2 separate regions of the Homo sapiens genome follow, and region 1 is linked to region 2. Evidence: chromatin loops called from intact Hi-C (ENCODE). Cell type or tissue: MCF 10A. All regions are shown on one strand. Each heading gives the region's core, and the rest is flanking DNA. Links, peaks and the distances in the headings are about the cores only.

Evidence for each region. A loop is a pair of places that touch in the nucleus more often than their neighbours do. Peaks named below come from ENCODE experiments on the same cell type or tissue, not always from the same donor. Only the 100,000 strongest peaks of a DNase experiment are listed, where the experiment ranks them.
Region 1: a loop joins it to region 2, with 12 times the contacts of the local background. A loop is called at or near these places in 51 of 110 quality-filtered maps.

The regions. Positions count from the first base shown.
Region 1 is chr1:151,331,948-151,342,105 of GRCh38, forward strand. RFX5 (regulatory factor X5) reads right to left here. Exons shown (of 11, transcript NM_001025603.2): 11 at 8,693-10,158. Among named protein-coding and RNA genes, the nearest start is that of PI4KB, 9.6 kb to the left of the region's middle. In MCF 10A, for the core only: a CTCF peak has its summit at 9,095 (motif pointing left); a DNase peak (open chromatin) is centred at 9,104.
Region 2 is chr1:151,198,840-151,209,800 of GRCh38, forward strand. PIP5K1A (phosphatidylinositol-4-phosphate 5-kinase type 1 alpha) reads left to right here. Exons shown (of 16, transcript NM_001135638.2): 1 at 1-242. The coding sequence starts at 158. Among named protein-coding and RNA genes, the nearest start is that of PIP5K1A, 5.8 kb to the left of the region's middle. RefSeq lists enhancers at 1-10, 111-190. In MCF 10A, for the core only: no CTCF peak of the experiment used is centred there; a DNase peak (open chromatin) is centred at 1,472.

The sequences.
Region 1 (10,158 bases), core at 7,535-10,034, 140 kb after region 2:
TAAATGTAAAAGCATAACATTTGCGGCTGCGTACGGTGGCTCACGCCTGTAATCCCAGCACGTTGGGAGGCTGAAGTGGGTGGATCACCTGAGGTCAGGAGTTCAAGACCAGCTTGGCCAACATGGTGAAACCCTGTCTCTACTAAAAAAAAAAAAAAAAAAAAAATACAAAACAGCCAGGCCTGGTGGTGGGTGCCTGTAATCCCAGCTACTCAGGAGGCTGAGGCAGGGAGAATTATTTAAAACCAGGAGGCAGAGGTTGCAGTGAGCTGAGATTGCATCACTGCACTCCAGCCTGGGTGACGGAGTGAGACTCTGTCTCAAAAAAGAAAAAAAAAAAATAAAAAAGCTTAACATTTGTGATATGCTCTAAAATTTCTCACTTCACCGAATCTGTTTTTAAAAAATTCTTTTGATTAAAAAAAAAAAAATCACTCACCTCTATGTGAGATCCCAAGGAGCCACTATAGATGTAGATGGTTTTGCACTTGGATGATGGGTGACCCTATGGGAACCTATGCTATCCTGTGTACACACGAAGCCTCTAGCTTTGGTAGGAAAGTACGTATATGTTTTGCACATCGAGGTGTGGGGAGGGCAGGAAATTACCAACAGAGTAAGATAATGTCATTTGTTTGTCTTGTTTACAAACTGGGGAAAGAAGTTGGCTTATTCAAAAGTCAGTAAAATACAACTCCAGTTATATCTTTTTTCCTTTTTTTTTTTAAGACTGAGTCTCACTCTGTTGCCCAGGCTGGAGTGCAATGGTGCAATCTTGGCTCACTGCAACCTCTGCTTCCCAGGTTCAAGCAATTCTCCTGCCAAAGCCTCCCAAGTAGCTGCGATTACAGGCATGAGCCACCACTCCCAGCTAATTTTTGTATTTTTAGTAGAGACAGGGTTTCACCATGTTGGCCAGGCTGGTCTCAAACTCCTGGACTCAAGAGATCTGTCTGCCTCGGCCTCCCAAAGTGCTGGGATTACAGGTGTGAGCCACCACACCTAGCCTCCAGTTATATCTTAAACACCCTTGAGTTAAAGAAACTTTTATAAGAGAGTGAATTTTTTTCCTGAACAATATATAGATATTTAGATACATAGGCTTTTTTTCAGGGTAATGAAAAAGAAGCCAGCAGTTATTGCTTGAGCCCCCTACTGTGTATGAATACAAACATTAACTCATTTATTCCTCATTACAAGCAAATGAAACAGATTTTATTCCATTTTAGGGAAACTGAGCTTCAGAATAGTTAAGTCATTGTGGGTTTGTTGTTGAGACAGGGTCTCGCTCTACCCAGGCTGGAGTGTAGTGGTGCCATCTCGGCTCACTGCAGCCTCGATCTCCCAGGCTCAAGTGATCCTTCCACCTCAGCCTCCTGAGTAGCTGGAATTACAGGAGCACAGCACCACGCCCAGTTAATTTTTTGTATTTTTTTGTAGAGATGAGATCTCGCCATGTTGCTGAGGCTGGTCTTAAACTCCTAGGCTCAAGCAATCCTCTGCCTCACCTCCCAGAGTGCTGGGATTACAGGTGTGAGCCACAGAGTCTGGCCTGATTATTCCAGTAAACAAATGCCTCCCTCTGAACTTTTTTACTTTTAGAGATGAGGTCTTGCTCTGTCTCTTAAGGCTGGGGTGTAATGGCACAATCATCGTTCACTTCAGCCTCGAAATCCTGGGCTCAGGCAGTCCTCCCACCTCAGCCTCCCAAGTAGCTAGGACTACAGGTGCATGTCCCATTGCCTGGCTTTATGAACATTTCTTTTCTTTTTTTATTTTGAGACAGGGTCTTGCTCCTCTGTCACCCAGGCTGGAGTGCAGCGGTGCCATCTCAGCTCACTGCAGCCTCCACCTCCTGGGCTCAAGCAGTCCTCCTACTTCAGCCTCCCAAGTAGCTGGGTCCACAGGTGCGTGCCACTATGCCTGGCTAATTTTTTTGTAGAGATGGGGTTTTGCAATGTTGCCCAGGCTGTTCTCGAGCTCTTAGGCTCAAGCAATCCTCCCACCTCAGCCTCCCAAGTAGCTGGAATTACAGGCCTGGCTCCACTGTGCCCAGCCTGAGCATTTTTTTTTTGAGACAGATTCTCCCTCTGTTGCCCAGGCTGGAGTGCAGTGGTGCAATCTCGGCTGACTGTAACCTCCACCTCCCAGGTTGAAGCAATTCTCGTGCCTCAGCCTCCTGAGTAGCTGGGATTACAGGCACACGCCACCATGCCAGGCTAATTTTTTTTTTGTATTTTTAATAGAGGCGAGGTTTTACCACGTTGGCCAGGCTGGTCTTAAACTCCTCACCTCAGGTAATCCGCTTGCCTCAGCCTCCCAGAGTGCTGGGATTACAGGTGTGAGCCACCATGCCCGGCCAACCTGAGCATTTCTATATACTGTGAGATATATGTATCTGTGTTCAGCCAACTCTCTGTATAAAACGCTGAACAGATTTTTCACATAGGATGGAATCAGCAGGGTGTTTTTGGATGAAGAAGTAGTACTACTGAGAAACCACAACATGAAGTAAAACACTTAAGACAAATATACAGTGACATTAATTCCCCCATTTATTATGCTGTGTGAATGTGTAGCATTTGCTTTAATTTCTAAAGAAGGCTGATTATTAGCTACAAAAATAAACAATAGATTCATTTATTTGAGGCCATAGACTACACATATAGAGTTTGCCTTGGTTTAACAGCAAAAGGTTATTTTTTATTTTTATTATTTTTTTGAGATGGAGTTTTGCTCTTGTTGCCCAGGCTGGAGTGCAATGGCGCAATCTCAGCTCACTGCAACCTCCACCTCCCAGGTTCAAGCAATTCTCCTGCCTCAGCCTCCCGAGTAGCTGAGATTACAGGCATGCGCCACCACACCTGGCTAATTTTTTTTTTTGTATTTTTAGTAGAGATGGGGTTTCTCCACGTTGGTCAGGCTGGTCTTGAACTCCTAACCTCCAGTGATCCGCCCACTTTGGCCTCCCAAAGTGCTGGAATTACAGGTGGGAGCCACCGTGCCCGGCTATTATAGCAAAAGTTTATTTTAAATTTTAGTAAATTTATGATAAACTAAAATGAATAATAGAACTGGAAAAGGTAATGGGAGTGGAGAACGGGAAATTGTGGAGAAGGAGAAGAGTGAGGAATGGTAGGAAGGAAGTGGTACTCCCCCAAATCTTAGTTTAGGCCTTCATCTAAAAAACTGAAGATTGCTTAAACTACAGAGGAATAACTTGTTTCATGTTATATATTTTAAAATAGGGTGGAATAGGTTACTTTAAAACCCCGTAACACTCATTAAAATCTCAAAATCATTCAGTGCTGTGGTATTCTAAAGTGAATGGATTCATCCTCAATCTCAGTCATGGTGAGGGCAATATTTATTTGGATGAGTCTTATCTATTCTATCACCAGTGGTTTATTTTACCATATGCCTGTTACCTCTCATCTGTCTGCATCCTGGTCCAGTCCTTCATTTCCTTCCACATGGATAATGGCAACAACTGCCTGGCTCAGTCCTTTAACTCCAGTTTCTCCATCCTTTAATGCAAACTTCATGCCTTTCATTCATTCATTTATTCAACCAACAGATAACTATAATGGTTGTTTATTCTTAGTTTATTTTACTTAATTATTGAGACAGGGTCTTGCTGTGTCACCTAGGCTGTAGTGTAGTGGCACCATCTGGGCTCACTGCAGTCTTTTTGCCCAGGCTGGAGTGCAATGGTGCAATCTCAGCTTACTGCAACCTCCGCCTCCCCCATTCAAGTGATTCTCCTGCCTCAGCCTCCTGAGTAGCTGTGATTACAGGTGCCCCCCCACCAAGCCAGACTAATTTTTTGTGTGTTTTTAGTAGAGATGGGGTTTCACCATGTTGGTCAGGCTGGTCTTGAACTCCTGACCTCAGGTGATCTGCCTGCCTTGGCCTCCCAAAGTGCTGGGATTACAGGCGTGAAACCGTGCCCGGCATTTTTCTTTTTTTTTTAGACGGAGTCTCGCTCTGTAGCCCAGGCTGGAGTACAGTGGTGCCATCTGGGCTCAATGCAACCTCCGCCTCCTGGGTTCAAGCTATTCTCCTCCTTCAGCCTCCTAAGTAGCTGGGATTACAGGTGCCTGGCACCACACACGGCTAATTTTTATATTTTTAGGTTTCACCATGTTGGTCAGGCTGCTCTCGAACTCCTGACCTCAAGTGATCTGCCTGCCTCGGCCTCCCAAAGTGCTGGGATTAGAGGCATGAGCCACCACGCCCGGCCTCTCTGCAGTCTTGAACTCCCAGGCACAAGTGATCCTCCCACCTCAGCCCCCTGAGTACCTGGGACTATAGGCACGTACCACAACGCCTAATTTAAAAAAGCTTTTTTGTAGAGACAGGGTCTCACTATGCTGCTTTAACTCCTGGGTTCAAGTGATTCTCTTGCCTTGGCCTCCTAAAGTACTGGGATTACAGGGATGAACCACCACGCCCAGCCTTCTTCTAGTTTATTTCTCACTATTGTTCATACACATCACGTCTGCCTGACGGATCTCTGGGTTGTACTGCCATGCCACATCCCCACACCCGTTTTTCCTGTAATGTCCTCCTCTTTTTTGCCTATCCAAGCTCTTACTTATCTTAAAGGCCTAACTCAAACTTGCCTTTTCCATGAAGCTTTCACAAATTACTCAGCCCAAACTGATGTCTCTGAATTTACAGCTCTTATGCGGTAAAGTATCACGACTTAGGTCTTTTTGTTTTATGATATGTCTTATGTTGTTTTGTCCTTGCTTTATTAGTTTGACTTGTGCAGCTAACTCCTACTCACATCTACAGGGAAGTCATCTCTGATTCTTGCCTAACACACACGATCTCTCTCTGGGCTCCCACAGCACTCTGTGCTCACTACTTATATAACTCACACCATGCTGTGATCATTTATTTGTCTGTCTCCCCAGCTAGAATGTTTAAAGTTGGGGTCTGAGTAAACCAGCTTCTAACAAATGCCTGACATTTAAAAAACAAGAGGGAAAATATCAAAACCACAGTAAAGGATTCCTACTTCTGGCAGCATGGATAAGAGAAAGTGCTATCCCATTAAAATACAACTAGATCCTAGATAAATTACAGCAAACATACTTTTTAGCACATTGCTGAGTTCATTAGAAAGAGAAATCACTAAAAAAAAAAAAAAAGTACAGGCCGGGCACGGTGGCTCACGCCTGTAATTCCAGCACTTTGGGAGGCTGAGGCACGCGGATCACGAGGTCAGGAGATCGAGACCATCCTGGCTAACACGGTGAAACCCCGTCTCTACTAAAAATAAAAAAAATTAGCCGGGTGTGGTGGCGGGTGCCTGTAGTCCAAGCTACTCGGGAGGCTGAGGCAGGAGAATGGCATGAACCTGGGAAATGGAGGTTGCAGTGAGCCGGGATTGCGCCACTGCACTCCAGCCTGGGCAACAGAGCGAGACTCCATCTCAAAACAAAACAAAATACAAATTTAAAAAAGAAAGTTGAAACCTATATAAAGGAAGAGCAACATGGAGTAGTAGAAGCAGGTTTACCCTGAGGACAAATCCCAGTGTCAGCATTGTGATCATAGTCTAAGCCTTGGGCCTAGGCCAAGGGAAGAGAAGAAAAACCTGCAACTCCTGAATTAAACCTGGACTCTTGAAGGGGCTAACATAGTCCCAGGTTTATGCAAATGCAAATCCTCTCTGGAGGGAAGTATTCCTAATTTAGGTCCTCGGAATTCCCACAGATTAAATTTAACAAAAATGAGTTCAAAACCCCAAATATAAAATAGGCAAGGCACGCTGGCTCACACCTGTAATCCCAACACTTTGGGAGGCCATGGCGGGTGGATAGCTTGAGGCCAGAAGTTCGAGACCAGCCTGGCCAATATTGTGAAACTCCATCTCTACTAAAAAATACAAAATATTAGCCGGGTGTGGTGACATGCACCTGTAATCCCAGCTACTTGGGAGGCTGAGGCAAGAGAATCTCTCGAACCCAGGAGGCAGAGGTTGCAGTGGGCTGAGACTGCACCACTGCGCTCCAACATGGGTGACAGAGCAAGACGCCATCTCAAAACAAAAAACAAAAAAACCCAAAATATAAAGTATACAAGTAAACAAGCTACCATGGACAGGACTCAGCAGAAAACAACAAAATGGATTTAGACATCCAAGATGTTACAGAATATAAAATAACAATCCCAACACATTTCAAAGAATTGGTGTCATAGACACTACATTCTCTGAACACAAATGATTAAGCTAAAAATCAGTATCAAAAAGATACAATTTGGGCCAGGTGCGGTGGCTCATGCCTGTAATCCCAGCACTTTGGGAGGCTGAGGCGGGCGGATCACAAGGTCAGGAGATCGAGACTACCCTGGCTAACACGGTGAAACCCTGTCTCTACTAAAAAACACAAAAAATTAGCTGGGTGTGGTGGCGGGCACCTGTAGTCCCAGCTGCTCCGGAGGCTGAGGCAGGAGAATGGCCTGAACCCGGGAGGTAGGCTTGCAGTGAGCCAAGATCACGCCACTGCACTTCAGCCCAGGCGACAGAGTGAGACTCTGTCTCAAAAAAAAAATACAATTTTAAATCTCCAGATATTTGGAAGTTTATAAAATGTTTCTAAATAGTTCATGAGTCAAAAAGTCATAAAGGTAATTTAAATATTTTTAGAACTAAGTAATAAAAATACAGCACAGAAAAACTTGTGGGATGTAGAGAAACAGGTTATTAAAAACTTAAAATAGTGAAGAAGATAGCCTGAAAATTAATTGGCTAAGTGTCAAAATGAATATGTTGTAAAGGAACATAAAATTAAACCTAAAGAAAGCATAAAAAAGATAGCTATAGATAAGATCCATAATTAATGAAATGGAAAACAAATACATAAGGGAGAGGATCAACAAAGCTCAAAGTAGCATCTGAAGATATATAGGTAAAATAAATTGCTGGTGCAACTGATCAAGACCAAAAAAGGAGGCACAAGTAAACAACAGAAATGAAAAGGAAGATATGCCTATCCACAGAGCAGAGATAAAAAAGAAACAAGGCCAGGAGCAGTGGCTCACGCCTGTAATCCAAGCACTTTGAGAGGCAAAGGCAGGCTGATCACTTGAGATCAGGAGTTTGAGACCAGCCTGACCAACATGGTGAAACCACCTCTCTACTGAAAATACAAGAATTAGCTGGCCGTGGTAGCACACACCTGTAATCCCAGCTACTCCGGAGGCTGAGGCAGGAGAATCGCTTGAACCCGGAAGGCAGAGGTTACAGTGAGCCAAGACTGCGCCACTGCCCTCCAGCCTGGGCGACAGAGCGGGACTCTGTCTCAAAAAAAAAAAAAAAAAAAAAAGAAGAGCCGGGCACGGTGGCTCACGCCTGTAATCCCAGCACTTTGGAAGGCTGAGGCGGGCGGATCACAAGGTCAGGAGTTCGAGACCATCCTGGCTGACACGGTGAAACCCCATCTCTACTAAAAATACAAAAAAAAATTAGCCAGGTGTACGTGGTGCATGCCTGTAGTCCCAGCTACTCGGGAGGCTGAGGCAGGAGAATGGCGTAAAACCCAGGAGGCAGAGCTTGCAGTGAGCCGAGATCACGCCACTGCACTCCAGCCTGGGAGACAGAGCGAGACTCTGTCTCAAAGAAAAAAAAAAAAAAAGAAACTAGAAGAAATATATGCATTTTGTGTTAAAAAAAATACATGAAATGCACAAAACCCTAGAATAATACTTTACCTAAGCTGACTCAAGAAGAATAGAAAGCCCAGTCTATAATTATTAAAGAAATGGAATCAATAGTTAAAATTATTCCCACAAAGAAACATCAATCTCAGATAGCTTTACAGGTGAGTTTTACCAAACTTTCAAGGAACAGTTTGTTTCAATCTGATATAAACTCTTCCAGAGAATAAGACAAGAGGGAACAGTTCCCAACTTAGAGGTTATATAAACCAAAGGACCATGGTAGAAGCCTCTTTAGAAATCTTACTGAAAACAAAGGCACTAACATGTACAAGAATGTTCATAGCAGCAGTTTGAAATAGCAAAATACTGAAAATATCCAAAGATCCATTGATAGGTGAATGGATAAATAACTTGTGGTTTATGAACTTGATAAAATATTATGCAGATGAAAATGAATGAATCATAGCTATCTACAACAGCATGGATGAATCTTAGAAACAATGGTAAGTGAGAAAAAGCAAACTGCAGGGGACTATTAGAGTATAACATAGCTGGGCACAGGTGGCTCATGCCTGTAATCCCAGCGCTTTGGGAGCCCAAGGTGGGCAGATGGCTTGAGCCCAGGAGTTCAAGACCAGCCTGGGCAACATGGTGAAACCCCATCTCTACTAAAAATACAAAACTTCAGGCATGGTGGCAGGCACCTGTAGTCCCAGCTACTAGGGAGGGTGAGGTGGGAGGATTGCTTGAGCCCAGGAAGTGGAGGTTGCAGTGAGCTGAGATCACACCACTGCACTACAGCCTTCACAATAGAGTGAGACTGTGTCTCAAAAAAAAAAAAAAAAAGTATAACATTTTCTGTAAAGCTAAAAAACAAGCAAAATTAAACACATTTTTAAAATTATATATACATATATGGTTAAAAAATATCTATAGCAGATAATAGACACGAAAATTAAGGACAGTGGTTACCGCTAAGAAGAGGCGGGGGACAGGCTAGGGAGGAACACAAACACAATGGTATTTAAAATGTTTTAATGTATATGTGTTATGGGTCATAGGTACTCATTAGTATGCTTCATAATTTATTCACGTTAGATATACTCTTTATAGATATCAAATATTACATATTATAATTTCTTAAAATCTGCTGTGGTGGAAATAAATGAACACATGAAGTCTCCCTGAAAGAAAATCAGTGTTTCTTGGGAAGAACCAAGATTCCCTGACAGAAGCTACCCTATGTAGAGGACAAAGTAGGTCTTCAATAAATATTAGTTGGTTTACTGCTTTTCCCAAGGATACATCTGGAGGGTCTGCATTCCTTTCTCATTGGTGCCGCCTGACCACAGAACTAGCTTTTTCCGTGACATCTAACCTAAACCCCGCAGTCCTAAGTCCTGACACGTATGACAAGATGCTGCCACCTGGTGGATACAGAATAGATTTAATGAAATGGCTAGGAAGTCTTTCACTCTAGTTGGTGGAACTGGCAATAGGGTGAGAGGGAAGCAGGAATGAGAAGACAAAAATTAAGAAACAGGAAAAGGAAGGAGCTCCATCTCTAATATGGAGGTAGAAAAAAAGGGACTATCATCTAAATGAGACTGAAGAGTCCCTAGAGGAGAATGGCTTCCCTCTCCTTCCTTCTGAGACTAGAAACGAGGAAAGAGGCTACAGCTTGTATTGAGGGAAATGCAAGACTGAGGAGAAAAGAAAGCAGGTCTAGCTGATCTCAACTTAGCAAGCTAAAATAAGAGTAGCCTGGTGTTAGCGGCCACCCAAGCAACTCCCTGCTCCTAGTTTCCACTTGGGGAATCCATGTGATTTTGGGGAGGCTGACCCCCACCCTTTTCCCCAAAGGTGTTGTCCATGATATAGAATAAGCAAATTAGCATGTATCATCCTCCTGGCCACAGTGATTGGTCAGGGTGGACATGTGACCCAGGCCTAATCAGTGTGAATATTAGGGCTTTTGCTGAGATTTCTGGTACAAAGATGCCTTCTTTTTCTGATTGGACATAAATGGGGAAAAGTGTAATCTTAGGAATGCTGGCAGCCATTAAGTGGCCCAGACTTAAATGGTCCTACAGAAGATGCAACAGTGAGAAAAAAGTCAGTCCGGTATTTAGAGACATACTGAACTACTGGGTCAAGTCTTCACCTGGAGCCAGCACTACCTATGGACTTTCTAGTTACATGAACCAATAAATCCTTTTTATTTTAAGCCAGTTTGAATTAGGTTTTCTGTGATTTAAAACCAAAAGATCCCTAACCTATATATTCATCATACTTAGCCCATTCCTACCTTCCCACAGGATAGCACAGGGAATACAGGTAAGGTCACTACAGATTTATTGGTTACACTAAAGCCCAGGGTATCAAGCTGAAAAGGTCAGAGGCAGCAACCAGGTACTAAGTAGACTGGGTGACTCAGCTGTCTGTACAGAGGAGAATGGACTTCCTTAGGAAAAGAATAGCCAA
Region 2 (10,961 bases), core at 12-2,511:
GCCGGCTCGACGTGTCTGAGGGAGGCCCCGGAGGGGGCGGGGAGGTGGCCCACAGAACGCGGGTTCTGTAAAGAGACGTTGGGAAGATTCGATTCCGAGAAGAGGAAGAACCGGATTGAAAGAGAGCCAGGCCGCTGAGGGGGAGGGGGCTGCTAAGATGGCGTCGGCCTCCTCCGGGCCGTCGTCTTCGGTCGGTTTTTCATCCTTTGATCCCGCGGTCCCTTCCTGTACCTTGTCCTCAGGTAAGCCCGGCAGGGCGTGGGTAGGGAGCTGGTGAGGAATATGCGATGGGAGGAAGAGCGAGACCTAAGAGGGTACCTGTAGCTGGGAATGTCCTACGTGTTACCGGTAAGTGGGCGCGAGCTGGGCTTTCAAATAGGGATTTATGAGCGGGCAGGAGTTTGAGGAAAGGATAAGTTTGATTAAGAAGTTGTCGAAAACTTTGGTTGTCTTTGAGGAGGACGGATGGAGATTGAAGGTGGGGGTAGGGTGGCCCGGCGCGGTGGCTCACGCCTGTAATCTCAGCACTTTGGGAGGCCTTGGCGGGCGGATCATTTGAGGTCAGAAGTTCGAGACGAGCCTGGCCAACATAGAGAAATCTCGTCCCTACTAAAAATACAAAAATTATCCGGACAGTAGTGGCGTGCATCTGTAATCCCAGCTACTTGGGAGGCTGAGGCAGGATAATCCCTTGAGCCTGGGAGGCAGAGCTTGCGGTGAGCCGAGATTGGGCCACTGCTCTCCAGTCTGGGCGAGAGAGTGAGACCCTGTCTCAAAAAAAAAAAAAAAGAAGTTGCGGTAGGAAACAAGAGAAACGGAAGGGAGTAGAGAAACTAAGAAAGTAAATGGAGGCCTAAGAAGTAGAGAGAACTACTTAGTGTGAGAGGCAGGTGGAATCTAAGTTGATTGTGGGCTAATTGGATGAAAATGTTGAAGAGAAGCCATGGGACTTAAAAGATATCGAAAAGTTATTGGACGCTTTCGATTTCTGGAGAGGTAGGGAATCGTGAATTTTGTTGGGTGGGCGGGAGTTGTTGAAGCCATCTTTTCCCTCAGATACTCCCCCCTAATGTGTCACCCCTTCTCACTTCGCACCCCCACCCTTAGGGCCGCACAGGCACACAGACACACATACATACTTTCTCAGACTAATTCCTTTGGTGATTCCCAACTCTAAACTGCCCAACTTTGGGAAGGAATGGAAATTTTGAAGAGAGTCTAAGGAATGTAGGAAATTAAGGTCAAAGACCTTAAAAACAGATGGGAAAGATGGAATGGAGTCTTGAATTGCAGTAGAGACTGCGAGAAGTGATGTTTTGGAAATTAGGCCTGAGAAGAAGAAAGATGGGTGGGGGGGTGACTGTAAGTGTTGTGGGGGAGTATTGCATAATAGAAAAATGGACTGGAAGAATGCTTACGCTGTATCAGGAGATTGGAATTTGGAGAATGGAGCCAGGTTAATGTAGAGAGCTCAGCGTATTAATAGTTAAAAACGAATGAAGATTGAGGGAGGGCTGAGGAGGCTCACAAGAAAAGCAGTAGATTGTGTGTAGGGGAGAAAGTGTGTGTATGTGTGTCGGGTGGGGGGGCGGGAGGTGAGTCAGAAACTGAGCGCTTCCATCAGAAGTGTCTGGTGTTTCACAGTAACTGCTGCTTCTACACTGGAATAGACGCTGCCAGATGTTGGATGCTTTGCTTGAGATTTTGGTATTTCCTCAGGCCTGGTGTTGCGTTTTTGCTGTTTAGAATTTGCTGAATAGGGTTCCTTCCACCTTTCACATTCCAGCTCAGATGCTGAAATATCTAGTCACACATATCTTCTTAATAAGCTGCAGTTTTATTTATTTTTAATAAATCTCTATTTTTAGTTTGTTGAGAGGGGATTTTTTACCTTTCCTATAAAAGTATTAGGGGACCAGAACAACTCATGCTGCATTATAAGCATGAAATAGGATAAAGTAAAAGTGACAGGGTATTTATTTATTTATTTATTTATTTATTTATTTTTGAGACGGAGTCTCGCTCTGTCGCCCAGGCTGGAGTGCAGTGGGGCCATCTCGGCTCACTGCAAGCTCTGCCTCCCGGGTTCACGCCATTCTTTTGCCTCAGCCTCCCGAGTAGCTGGGACTACAGGCGCCCACCACCACGCCTGGCTAATTTTGTTTTTTGTATTTTTAGTAGAGACGGGGTTTCACCGTGTTAGCCAGGATGGTCTCGATCTCCTGACCCTGTGATCCGCCCGCCTTGGCTTCCCAAAGTGCTGGGATTATAGGCGTGAGCCACCGTGCCCCACCTGGGTTTTTATTTTTAATAGAGTAGCTCCTTAATTTGAAACCTGCTTCCCCTCTAATCCCCAACCCAGAAAGAAGAAGGGTTGTGTATGGTCCATAAACAAACTTCTCAACTATTAAGTCAGGTGTTTGCTTTGTACTCTTTGGTATTTTTGTAGGTCTTTATGTTTTCTGTCAGATCCTCTCACTAACAGTTAATAATACAGATTGTATAAATGTTTTTGTGGTTTTTTTTTTGAGACAGAGTATCATTCTGTCACCCAGGCTGGAGTGCAGTGGTGCCATCTTGGCTTACTGCAACCTCTGCCTCCCAGCTTCGAATGAGTCTCCTGACTCAGTCTCCCAAGTAGCTGGGAATACAGGCATGTGCCATCATGCCTGGCTATTTTATTTTTTTGTGTTTTTAGTAGTGATGGGGTTTCATCATGTCAGCCAGACTAGTCTTGAACTCCTGACCTCAAGTAATCCGCCCACTTCGGCCTCCAAAAATGCTGGGATTACAGGCATATCGCAAGGTCAGGAGTTCGAGACCAGCCTGGCCAACATGGTGAAACCCCATCTCTACTAAAAAATACAAAAAAATTAGCCAGGCATGTTGGCGCAGGCCTGTAATCCCAGCTACTTAGGAGGCTGAGTCAGGAGAATTGCTTGAACCCGGGAGGCAGAGGTTGCAGTGAGCCGAGATCACACCACTGCACTCCAGTCTGGGTGACAGAGCAAGACTCTGTCTCAAAACAAAAAAAAGGGGGCAAAAAGTGGCTAAATTTCAAGCTCTTGATGGACTATGGAAAGATTATAATGGCCTCCACCAAATCCAAACATGGTAATTGCTCCAATAGCAAAAGTAGTTAAACATCTCTTAGAGCTTATGGTTTGCTTTACTCTGTGTATTTCACTTGTCAACAGTGTAAAAGCTGACAGCTTAATGGTGAAACTATCTTTAATATTGGCAGGGAACAAACTCTCCTAAATAACCTCTCCTTCCCAATTTAAATGCCAGAAGATTGGGAGTGCCTAGAAGTTGTGAGTGGCTTATCAAAAACTGTCAATATGTCCTTGGCTATGACATTTTTGTTTTATATCCATTTTCAGCATTGTCAGAGAACATTGTCCTTTAGGATTTCAGAGTTTCACCAAAACTTAAGTGGAGTTCAGCTAAACAGCTAAGAACAGTAAATGGTTTTAGGGTGGTTGACACGCACACTTCTTGAATTTCTACAGGGCCAGCCTTCTAGCCTTTAACAATTCAGGAAATCATAAACCATCACTTGTTCCTGCCAACTTCCTAATTCCTCTGGTACCATGCAGACAAAGAAACACTCTCTTCCAATCGCAAATAAAATCTTTTTTCTCTTTTTTTAGGTGGACTCTTGCTCTTGTCACCCAGGCTGGAGTGCAGTGGGGTGATCTTGGCTCATTGCAGCCTCAGCCTCCCGGGTTCAAGCGAGTTGCCTGCTCAGCCTCCCAAGTAACAGATTACAGGCACCTGCCACCACATCTGACTAATTTTTGTATTTTAGTAGAGACAGGGTTTCACCATGTTGGCCAGGCTGGTCTCAAACTCCTGACCTCAGGTGATCCACCCATCTCGGGCTCCCATAGTGCTGGGATTACAGGCGTGAGCCACCATGCCCTGCCAGTAAAGTCTTTTTTTTTTTTTGAGAGGGAGTCTCTCTCTGTCGCCCAGGCTGGAGTGCGGTGGAGCAATCTTGGCTCACTGCAGCCTCAGCCTCTAGAGTTCAAGCGATTCTCCTGCTTCAGCTTCCCAAGTAACTGAGATTACAGGCACCTGCCACGTCTGGCTAATTTTTGTATTTTAGTAGAGATCAGATTTCACCATGTTAGTCAGGCTGGTCTCAAACTCCTGACCTCAGGTGATCCTCTCGCCTCAGCCTTGCAAAGTGCTGAGGTACATACAGGCTTTAGCCGCCGCCGCTGGCCTTACTTTATGCCCTTTTTACCACCATGAGGAGAGTAAAGAATTTCTGTCTTGGAGGCTTGATTTGAAGTTAGTGGTTGGGTTAGAAGGGATAGGATACTAAGGTGTACACTGCTCCTATGAAATAAGAGTTGTGGAGTAAAATCATGTGTGACTTCCTCAAGGAAAAGCACTTGAGGCTGGGTACAATGGCTCACACCTATATTCTCAGCACTTTGGGAGGCCAAGGCAGGCGGATCACCTGAGGTCAGGAGTTTGAGACCAGCCTGGCCAACATGGTGAAACCCTGTCTCTGCTAAAAATACAAAAATTAGCCGGGTGTGGTGGCAGGCACCTGTAATCCCAGCTACTCAGGAGGCTGAGGCAGGAGAATTGCTTGAACCCGGGGGACAGAGGTTGCAATGAGTCAAGATCACACCATTGCATTCCAGCCTGGGGGACAAGAGTGAAACTCCATCTCAAAAAAAAAAAAAAGGCCAGGAGCAGTAGCTCACGCCTGTAATCCCAGCACTTTGGGAGGCCGAGGTGGGCGGATCACAAGCTCAAGAGATGGAGACCATCCTAACCAACGTGGTGAAACCCCGTCTCTACTAAAAATACAAAAATTAGCTAGTCATGGTGGCACACTCCTGTAGTCCCAGCTACTCGGAAGGCTGAGGCAGGAGAATTGCTGGAACCCAGGAGGCGCGGGTTGCAGTGAGCTGAGATCACGCCACTGTACTCCATCCTGGAGACAGAGTGAGACTCTGTCTCAAAAAAAAAAAAAAGAAAAAAGAAAAGCACTTAAACCCTAGATAATCATGAGCTGTGTAGTTCCTTTTGCTTCAGACTAGAACATTTTTAAAATGGTCATCGCTCACCTATATGATTTTATCATGTGCACAAATGATTTAGACATAACTTTACAGCTGCTTACCTGACTTTTTCTCCCCCTTAACGGCTCAGGGAGATCCAGAGGATACAGTATTGGAGCATTTTTGCTTGGGACTTTTATAGTAGGGACAGCTTCATCAGTCTGTGATTCTGATTGCTTTGTTCTTCCCAGCAGAGCCCTACCTGTAACCTGCAGTAATCTGTTAACTCCAGTAGTAGGGATTATTGTTGATATATATATATATTTTTTTGAGATGGAGTTTCGCTCTTGTTGCCCTGGTTGGAGTGCAATGGCGCGATCTCGGCTCACTGTAACCTCTGCCTCTGGGGTTTGAGTGATTCTCCTGCCTCTGCCTCCTGAGTAGGTGGGATTACAGGCACCCGCCAACACGCCCGGCTAATTTTTGTATTTTTAGTAGAGACGGGGTTTCGCCATGTTGGCCAGGCTAGTCTCAAACTCCTGATCTCAGGTGATCTGCCCACTTCAGCCTCCCAAAGTGCTGGTATTACAGGCGTGAGCCGCCACGCCCGGCCTGTGGATGTTTTTTTGATCTGTGTTCTGTTGTGTACAGTGTAAGCCATTTGTAGGCTGATTTCTTTCCTAGTTCTTCCTCTTAGTGAAAAGTAAAGCAGTTTAGATCATGTTGAATGATAAACTGAAATTTAGAAATGCAAACATAGAATACAATGTCAGAATATCACCAGGTGCCATTTTGGTTGATATTTTATAAATAGGGAGATATTTTTCTGTTTACTCTCCATAGGGATTTTGACACTTTCCACCCACCCCTTTTTCCTTTTGTCACCTTGGTATATTCTGCCAGAAAACTGACATCAGAATGTCATTGCTTCTGATCGATTTATTTCTGCCATGACACTCAAGCCCATTGTCAGTTATAATTAACTAGTCTAATAGGTATCCAGTTTCTGATATTAATTGATAATGTGTACTTACACGTTAGCGTTGAATATCAAAATAGTACGTTTTGCTTATTAATGTCTGTGGGCTTTTTTAGGTTAATTTAAAACTCTTCTGATTAATACCTTTGCTCAAATATGTGCTACCTAATAGCTATTAAATATTTTATTAGCCTGTTTTTCTTGGATAATAAAGTGGAAACTATAGCCTGTGAAGTGAACAACAGAGATAATACCAGGCCAGCTAGCAAACTGGGGAGAGGGAAGGTGGTAATTTTATCCTTTAAATTGTTCTCTCCTAGAATGTTATTTATTATTTTTTTGAGACAGAGTCTTGCTCTGTCGCCCAGGCTACAGACCAGTGTAGTGCAGTGGTGCGATCTTGGCTCACTGCAGCCCTTGCCTCCCAGGTTCAAGCGATTCTCCTGCCTCAGCCTCCTAGGTCACTAGGATCACAGGCGTGCGCCACCACGCCCAGATAATTTTTGTATTTTTAGTAGAGGCGGGGTTTCCCCATGTTGGCCAGGCTGGCCTTGAACTCCTGGCCTCAAGCGATCCTCCTGCCTTGGCTTCCCAAAGTTCTGAGATTACAGGCGTGAGCTACTGCCCGGCCTCTCTCCTAGAATTTTGGAGCATTCTTACTTGACGTAAAGAAGGGAACAAGAGCCGGGCATGGTGACTCACGCCTGTAATGCCAGCACTTTGGGAGGCCAAGGCAGGTGGATCACCTGAGGTCAGGAGTTCCAGACCAGCCTGGCGAAACCCTGTCTCTACAAAAAATACAAAAATTAGTCAGACGTGGTGGCGTGCTCGTGTAATCCCAGCTGCTAGGGAGGCTGAGTCAAGAGAATCACTTGAACCCAGGAGGCGGAGGTTGCAGTGAGCTTAGAGTGCACTACTGCACTCCAGCCAGGGCAACAGAGCAAGACTCCGTCTCAAAAAAAAGAAAAGGGAACAAGAAAACTTATCAGTTTATTTTTCTTTCTTCTTTTTACTGGGTTTCCTTGATCAAGGACAAAAGTGTACTTCAAGAATATACTCTTTCCTGATGGCCAGGTAGAGAGGGAATCTTTGTTTTTCTGTGCTCCATACCCAGCCCAGAGAGACTGAATGAAACACCGATGGTGTTTCCTAGAGGAAACCCTAAGAAGCCCGTTTCCCCTATTGCACCTCACTTCTCTGCCCTTTCCCATCTAAACAGAGAATTTAATTTCGACATATGTTTATCCTGTTTTGTTCATATCTCCTACAAGCTTTTATTCTTTTACTGTTTTCTATTTGAAGTGAACTTTTTTCCCTCAACCCCTCCATCTTTTTAAACTGTCTCCATTTTTCTTTATTCTCCTGTGAAATTTCAGTCTGTTTATTTGTAATGGTTGTATTCAGTATGTATTAATTTACAAATATCTAATTCCTGGAAAATCTCTCTTGTTGGAATCTGAGGAAGACATTGGCAAAAAGAGAGGAAGGTAGGTCTGTTGTAGGGAGTTCAGCATATTCTTATTATTTACCTTGTATACTTAACTGAGCAATATGGAAGTAATCCAGAATAAGCTGTCCAAAAAGATTAGAGATATTGGTTGGGGGTGGGCAAAGGGGAGGTGAGCAAAGGAAGTTGGCGAGAGGGAATGAGAAGAGGGTTTTTTGTTCTTGTTTGTTTGTTTTTAGGATATTTAATTAGAGTATATTAATACTTTTTTTGTTTTGTTTTGTTTTGTTTTTTGAGGCGGAGTTTCACTCTTTTGCCCAGGCTGGAGTGCAGTGGTGGGATCTCAGCTCTCTGCAACCTCCACCTCCCGGGTTGAAGCGATTCACCAGCCTCAGCCTCCCAAGAAGCTGGGACTACAGGCACGTGCCACCACATCCGGCTAATTTTTGTACTTTCAGTAGAGACAGGGTTTCACCATGCTGGCCAGGCTGGTCTCTAACCCCTGACCTCAGGTGATCTGCCCACCTCAGCCTCCCAAAGTGCTGGGATTATAGGCGTGAGCCACCTTCCCGGCTATTTTTGTATTTTTAGTAGAGACGGGGTTTCGCCATGTTCGCCAGGCTGGTCTCGAACTTCTGACCTCAGGCGACCCTCACTGCAACCTTCGCCTGCTGGGTTCAAGCGATTCTCCTGTCTTAGCCTCCCTAGTAGCTGGGATTACAGGTACACACCAACATGCCTAGCTAATTTTTGTATTTTTAGTAGAGATGAGGTTTCACCATGTTGGCCAGGCTGATCTTGAACTCCTGACCTCAAGTGATCTGCCCGCCTTGGCCTCCCAAAGTGCTGGGATTACAGGCGTGAGCCACCGCGCCTGGTCTGAAATATGTTCATTTTAATCCAGCAGAATTCATTGCTGTTTCAAGATAGAACCAGATTTGGAAATAAAATTGGAAGGTGGCTATCTGCCAAAAATTTCAAGTGCCTCTTGGCCATGGGTAGCTTATTCAGGAAACCCAAGTCTTTTAAGGAAGGACTTGGATTTTTTTCTTAATTTCAAAGAACGTTTTTGTGCCAAGGGATACATATTTGAGGTCTGAGAACCATGAAACTTGTTTGTAGGATTAGAAGCAAAAGTTGACTAGAGGGAAATGTAGAGTTATTTTAATTTAACTCCCTCATTTTCCAAATTAGGAAACTGAGGTAAAGATGTTGCATAAAGGCTGTATGTTACCAAGATTAATCTTTTTTTTTTTTTTTGAGATGGAGTCTCGCTCTGTCCCTCAGGCTGGAGTGCAGTGGCGTGATCTCGGCTCACTGTGACCTCTGTCTTCCAGGTTCAAGTGATTCTGCTTCCTCAGCCTCCCAAGTAGCTGGGATTACAGGCGCACGCCACCACGCCTGGCTAATTTTTGTATTTTTAGCAGAGTCAGGGTTTCACCATGCTGGCCAGGCTGGTCTTGAACTCCTGACCTCGTGATCTGCCTGCATCGGCCTCCCAAAGTGCTGGGATGATTACGGGCATGAGGCACCACACCTGGCCATCAAGATTAATCTTAATAAATATGTTGCTCCTTCTTTTTTTTTTTTTTGAGACAGAGTTTCGCTCTTGCTGCCCAGTCTGGAGTGCAGTGGTGCGATCTTGGCTCACTGCATCCTCCTCCTCCTGAGTTCAAGTGATTCCCCTGCTTCCCTAGTAGCTGGGATTACAGGCACATGCCACCACGCCTGGCTAATTTTTGTATTTTTAGTAGAAATGGGGTTTCTCCATGTTGGGTCAGGCTGTTCTCGAACTCCTAACTTCAGCTGATCCACCTGCCTTGGCCTCCCAAAGTGCTGGGATTACAGGTGTGAGCCACCGGGCCCAGCTGGCTCATTCTTTGATATACTGCTTTTAATTGGCTATTAGCTGAGGTGACCCCAGGACTGGTAGATCAAATTGCTTTCAAGCTTTTGTTTCTAGGGACATCCTTGCACTTCTGACTGTTTCCTAGAAGAGCGTTAGGAAAAATTTACACCAGCTAAGAAACAAAATTTAGCTTTTCTCTGAAATGTGGCTTGGTTTTCTTTTCTTTTTTTTTTTTTTTTGGAGATGGAGTCTCACTCTGTCGCCTAGGCTGGAGTGCAGTGGTGCAATCTTGGGTCACTGCAAGCTCCACTTCCCGCTTTCAAGCGATTCCCCTGCCTCAGCCTCCTGAGTATCTGGGATTACAGGCGCACACCACCACGCCCAGCTAATTTTTGTATTTTTAGTAGAGACGGGGTTTCACCATGTTGGTCAGGCTGGTCTCGAACTCCTGACTTTGGCATCCACCTGCCTCAGCCTCCCAAAGTGCTGGGATTACAAGTGTGAGCCACTGCGTCCGGCCGTGGCTTGGTTTTCTTAATTTGCTTGATCCAGTCATTATTAAGGATGTTGTAATGGTACGCTTTTTTTTTTTTTTTTTTTTTTTTTTTTTTGGAGACGGAGTCTTGCTCTGTTGCCCAGGCTGGGGTGCACTGGTGCAATCTCGGCTGACTGCAAGCTCCGCCTCCTGGGTTCACGCCATTCTCTTGCCTCAGCCTCCCGAGTAGCTGGGACTACAGGCGCCTGCTACCACGCCCGGCTAACTTTTTGTATTTTTTTTGGTGGGGGTGTTTCACCGTGTTAGCCAGGATGGTCTCGATCTTCTGACCTGGTGATCTGCCTGCCTCGGCCTCCCAAGGTGCTGGGATTACAGGCGTGAGCCACTGCGCCTGGCCGCTTTTTTTTTTTTTGAACACACTTCCTTAGAGCTATGTGTTCAGCAGTACTTCTCAGGAGGCAGGTTGACATTTCAAGAGTATTTTCAGTTGAAGAACAATTTGTGTCTCCCACCTGCAGGCGTATAGAGTGTCTTTCAGTATTCCAAGTTAACTAGGACCAGAGAGATTGCCTCAGATAATCCAGCAAATAACTGGGTAGATTTTGTTTTTGTTCTATTATATTGTAAGGGATCTTGCTTTTTTTCTTTCCCCCGCCCAAGACAGAGTCTTGCTCTGTCGCCCAGGCTGGAGTGCAGTGGCACGATGCCATCTCACTGCAACCTCCGCCTCCTGGGTTCAAGCAATTCTGCCTTAGCCTCTCTAGTAGCTGGGATTACAGGCGCGTGCCACCATGCCTGGCTAATTTTTTTTTTTTTTTTTTTGAGATGGAGTTTTGCTCTTGTCGCCCAGGCTGGAGTGCAATGGCATGATCTCTGCTCACCGCAACCTCTGCCTCCCAGGTTCAAGCAATTCTCCTGTCTCAGCCTCCTGAGTAGCTGGGATTACAGGTATGCGCCACCATACCTGGCTAATTTTGTATTTTTGGTAGAGATGGGGTTTCTCCATGTTGGTCAGGCTGGTCTTGAACTCCTGACCTCAGGTGATCCGCCCACCTCAGCCTCCCAAAGTGCTGGGATTACAGGTGTGAGCCACCGTGCCCCGCCTGTATTGTTAGTAGAGACGGGGTTTCACCATGTTGGCCAGGCTGGTCTTGAACTCCTAATCC